Linked DNA regions of Homo sapiens: region 1 is linked to region 2. A link is an interaction called in ENCODE POLR2A ChIA-PET data of the cell type or tissue named here. Cell type or tissue: B cell. All regions are shown on one strand. Region 1 overlaps CRB3 (crumbs cell polarity complex component 3). Region 2 overlaps VAV1 (vav guanine nucleotide exchange factor 1).

Region 1 (2,500 bases), 320 kb after region 2:
GGAGAGGGGGTTGTGGGGCCTGCTGGACACACAGAGAAAAGTTGGTTCCGCAAGCAGGGGGGTGGGTCCCGAGCCCCAGCACCCTGAGCTGCAGGCACAGCCAAGCAGAGGCAACATGCTGCACAGAGCCCACCACATGGGTGCCCCCAGCCTCTCCCCACAAGTCCTCCTGAGCCATCAGAGGCTGGTGTCTCGGTGGCAGCTGCGGTGTACAAGCCAGCAACCCGCAGTCCTGGGCAGTGTTGGTGGCTGCAGCAGGCCCCAGCGTTCAGATGAGCCGCTCTTCCGGCGGCAACTTGAGGTTGGGGGTCGGTGGCACGCGGGCACCCACCTGCTCCTCGCTACTGGGCCGGTAGGTGCCCTCCGTCTGCCGCTTCTCCCGAAGCTTCCGCACCAACAGTGCCAGCCCCACAGCCAGGAGCAAGGCAGCCAAGAGGGAGAAGACCACGATGATAGCAGTGATGGCTTCTGGACGCTGCAGAGAGGGGACAGGTGTGAATCACCTGAGCCTGGGTAGCCTGTCCACCTCCACCTGAATGGCATCCCCCTCATCACCCCCTACCCCACAACACACACACACACATACACACATCTGCCACTTTTGGTGATCTGATCCCCACAGTGGGGCTTCCTGGATCCCTACCTACCTTGTCTGGGGTGCGAAGGCTCCCCACCACCTGCCATGTCCGGGACACCCCTCGCAAGCACCTGCCATGTCTGGGACTCCGGCTTTTTTTTTTGAGACCGAGTCTTGCTCTGTTGCCCAGGCTGGAGTGCAGTGTCACAATCTCGGCTCACTGCAACCTCCGCCTTCTGGGCTCAAGCAATTCCCCCTGCCTCAGCCTCCCAAGTAGCTGGGATTACAGGTGTGTGCCACCCCGCCTGGCTAATTTTTTGTATTTTTAGTAGAGACAGGGTTTCACCATGTTGGCCGTGCTGGTTTCAAACTCCTGACCTCATGATTTTCCTGCCTCGGCCTCCCAAGGTGTTAGGATTACAGGCGTGAGCCACCGCGCCCGGCCGGGACTCCTGCTTTCATCACATCTACCAAGTCTGAGCTCCTTGCTCCCCCACCCACCTGAGAGGCATATGGAATTCCTGAGCCCACACATCTGACAGCTACAGTATTCCTGCCCACTCCCTCCAGGGTGTCCTAGTCTTCTTGGTCTAAGACTTCAGGTCTCTCCTACTTAGAGCTCTCCAAAGCCACCCTGACCTGCCACCTCTGGGGGGAGGGGGTGTCTAGTCCTCTCTACATGCTATATGTGTGACCCCTAGATAACATCCTTGCTGCCATCTTCCCACATATACCTCCAACTCACCAGGTTGCCATCGGAGCTGGAGCTGGTGGATGAAGGCAAAACAGTGCTATTCTCATTTGCAGAAGTGGTCTGTACTGTGGAGGGTGAAGGCAGAGAATAACTCAGTCTCCATCTTTCTCTCCCATCCCCGCCCATCTGCACCTGCTTTGGGCATTCCCCTTCACCTCCCCCTAGCAGGTCCCAATTCAAACTCTGCCTTTCATTCGCACAGAGATGGTTGGGTGTCTTGCAGGTAAGACCTCTCCCTTGGGTGTTTGCTCCCCAGGACACCCCCCCGACCCAGTCCCGCAGAGCCCAGTAGGGTGTCCAGAAGTCCACCCCTCCCCTACTCACCTCTCGGCCCTGGGCCCTTAAGGATCTGGGCGGGCCTAGCTTTTCCCTGGAGTGTCTGACTCACACCTCCCCACAGGCTCCCAAAACAAATCTAAGACTGAATGGCTGGGGTCTACACCTTCAGCCAACCAGGTCGACCCGGCTCGGCAGGCCTCCTCCCAGCTCCCAGTTCACCCAAAAACACCTGCACTATACCAAGACTCAGGTACGCAGCCCTTACCTCCCCCCAAGTCCTACTTAGGAGCCCCCACTCCAACACACAATTCCACCTCGCTGGGGAACTCAGGTCTCCTAGACCAACTCCCAGTGTCCAAGGAAGAAACTAGAAATCTTAATCCCCCCGAGCCCTAACCCTGTAGACCCCTCCCCAAGGTATTTCTTCCCCGCTCCCCAATTCTTGACCCTCTCTGCGCCCCAGATACCCAGCGCTTCTAAGCCACGTCCCCAGCAGAGATCCAGGAATCCAGACCCCTCCCCCCCAGCGCTCTCAGCTGGTACCTACTTTGCCCCCAGGCTCGGCCCCAGCGGGCCAGCAGGAACGGCAGGCCCAGCGCCAGAAGCAGCCCCAGCCCGGGGTTCGCCATGGGCTGGGTGGCGGGTTGGCAGCGCCGAGGAAGGGGCTTCTCGCGCTCGCCCCTCCTACCGCATCTCCGGCCAGGGGCACCTGCGACGGGGCACCTGGGGACAGGAGAAGGAGAGGCCCAGGCGTTGGGATCGGGGTGGGGACCCCGGCGCAGGCCCACAGGAGAGACAACTGGCGCCAGGGCACCCATGAGTCCCGCCCCGCCCCAGCCGCCAGAGGTCAGCGATTAAAGATTAACTCCCAGGAGCGCGTTCCTGGGCTG
Region 2 (2,500 bases):
CTCTCAGATAAGAAATCTGGGCTGGGCGCGGTGGCTCATTACCTGTAATCCCAGCACTTTGGGAGGCCGAGACGGGCGGATCACTTGAAGTCATGAGTTCAAGACCAGCTGGCCAACATGGTGAAACCCCATCTCTACTAAAAATACAAAAATTAGCTGGGTGTGGTGGTGCGTCCCTATAATCCTGGCTACTCGGAAGGCTGAGGCAGGAGAATCATTTGGGCCCAGGAGGCAGAGGTTGCGGTGAGCTGAGATCGTGCCACTGCACTCCAGCCTGGGCGATAGAGCAAGACTCTATCTCAAAAAAAAAAAAAAAAGAAAGAAAGAAAGAAAGAAACCTGGCCACTGACCATGTGCAGTGGCTCACATCAGTAATCCCAGCACTTTGAAAGGCTGAGGCGGGCAGATCACCTGAAGTCAGGAGTTTGAGACCAGCCTGGCCAACATGGTGAAACTCCGTCTCTACTAAAAATACAGAAATTAGCCAGGCATGGTGGCACATGCCTGTAATCCCAGCTACTTGGGAGGCTGAGGCAGGAGAATCACTTGAATCCAAGAGGCAGAGGTTGCAGTGAGCTGAGATCATGTCACTGCACTCCAGCCTGGACAATAGACAGAGACCCCGTTAAAACAAAGAAAAAAGAAAAAGGTGAAGTGGCTCATGTCTGTATCCGAGCACTTTGGGAGGCAGAGGCGAGAGGATCACTTGAGCCCAGAAGTTGGAGGCTGCAGTGAGCTATGATAACACCACTGCACTCCAGCCTGGGCAATAGAGCAAGACCCCCTTCTCCGAAAAAAGACAGAGAGAGAGAGAAAGAGAAACCTGAAGGAGATAAGAGAACACTCACCGTGTATACCTGAGGGAAGAGAAATCCCTGAAGAAGGAAGAGCCAGTGCAAAGGCCCTGAGGCTGGATTGTGCTGGGTGGCCGATTTGGCTGCGGTGCAGAGAGCAATGGGTAGAGAGGGAGCAGGGAAGGGCTGAGAGATGGACAGAGGCCAAATGCATAAGCCCTTGTGGGCTACAGTGAGGATTTTGTCTTTTTCACCAAGGGCAGTGGGGAACCAGGGAAGGGCTGTGAGTAGGGAAGGGACAGAGATTTCTAGCATCTCTGTGAAAGTCCTGAAAGGTGACATTTCCCAGCACTGGACCAAGAGAGGAGGTCAGTGAATAGAATAGAATGGAGGCTGGGCATGGTGGCTCACGTCTGTAATCCCAGCACTTTGGGAGGCCGAGGCGGGTAGATCACTTGAGGCCAGGAGTTGGAGACCAGCTTGGCCAACATGGTGAAACCCCGTCTCTACTAAAAATACAAAAATCAGCTAGGTGTGGTGGCACTTGCCTGTAATCCCAGCTACTCAGGAGGCTGAGGCAGGAGAATCGCTTGAACCCGGGAGGCGGAGGCTGCCGTGAGCCAAGATTGTGCCACTGCACTCCAGCCTGGGAGAGAGAGTGAAACTCTGTCTCAAAAAAAAAAAAAAAAAAGGAACAGAATGGAATGGAAAGGGATGGTGCCAAGTGCTGACCCTCCTAGATGCCCCTCCTGTTGGCCCTAGCAGGCAAGGTAAGAGGAGGTTTTCCAATCAGCCCAACCCATTTTGCTGAAGTTGCTATCACCCAGCTCCCTCATCCCCAGCTGAATTCCTCCCCCATGGCCTTGGCTCAGGTCCTTCTTATTCTACATCCCATTGAGATTTCCACAGACCTGCATAGATATATTTAGAGACAGGGTCTTACTCTTTTGTCCAGTCTGGAGTACAGTGGTAGCACAATCATAGCTCACTGCAGCATCAAACTCCTGGGCTCAAGCGATCCTCCTGCCTCAACTTCCTGAGTAGCTGAGACTATAGGCGTGCACCACCATGCCGGGCTTATTTTTTTATTTTTTGTAGAGACGGGACCTTGGTATGTTGCCCAGGCTGGTCTCGAATTCCTAGCCTCAAGCAATCCTCCTGTCTCGGCCTCTCAAAGTGCTGAGATTACAGGCATGAGCCACCATGCCTGGCCCTAGACCTGCATTCCTGAAACCCGCTCCATACCTGCATTTCTGGAGCCAGTGAGGCATTACCCTGAGGTTCTACGGCAGTGACTTCTTTGCGTCCAACCAACCTATCTCCTTTTTATCCCCAGCTCCAGTTTAACCACATTCCTAGTCTCCCTCGTAGTTAAATGGAGCCATGTGACCAAGTTCTGGCCAATAACAAGAATGGAGGCAGGGCATGGTGGCTCACGCCTGTAATCCCAGCACTTTGGGAGGCCGAGGCGAGTGGATCACCCGAGGTCAGGAGTTCGAGACCACCCTGACTAACATGGAGAAACCCCTACAAAATTAGCCAGGTGTGATGGTGCATGCCTGTAATCCCAGCTACTTGGGAGGCTGAGGCAGGAGAATCACTTGAACCTGGGAGGCGGAGGTTGCCGTGATGCACTGAACAGAGATCGCGCCATTGCACTCCAGCCTGGAGGAAAAGGGCAAAACTCCGTCTCAAAAAAAAAAAAA

The links. Peaks named below come from ENCODE experiments on the same cell type or tissue, not always from the same donor. Only the 100,000 strongest peaks of a DNase experiment are listed, where the experiment ranks them.
Region 1: POLR2A ChIA-PET joins it to region 2 with 5 read pairs; 2 of 35 experiments call an interaction of 5 or more read pairs at or near these places.

What each region holds. Positions count from the first base shown.
Region 1 is chr19:6,464,441-6,466,940 of GRCh38, reverse strand. It overlaps CRB3 (crumbs cell polarity complex component 3), which reads right to left. Exons shown (of 4, transcript NM_139161.5): 2 at 2,158-2,333; 3 at 1,323-1,396; 4 at 1-475. The coding sequence starts at 2,239. The coding sequence ends at 269. Among named protein-coding and RNA genes, the nearest start is that of CRB3, 1.4 kb to the right of the region's middle. RefSeq lists an enhancer at 2,262-2,500. In B cell, no CTCF peak of the experiment used is centred here; a DNase peak (open chromatin) is centred at 1,470; H3K4me3 peaks cover 354 bases; H3K27me3 peaks cover 805 bases.
Region 2 is chr19:6,783,479-6,785,978 of GRCh38, reverse strand. The region is part of intron 1 of VAV1 (vav guanine nucleotide exchange factor 1); the gene reads right to left. Among named protein-coding and RNA genes, the nearest start is that of VAV1, 12 kb to the right of the region's middle. In B cell, no CTCF peak of the experiment used is centred here; no DNase peak of the experiment used is centred here; H3K27ac peaks cover 538 bases.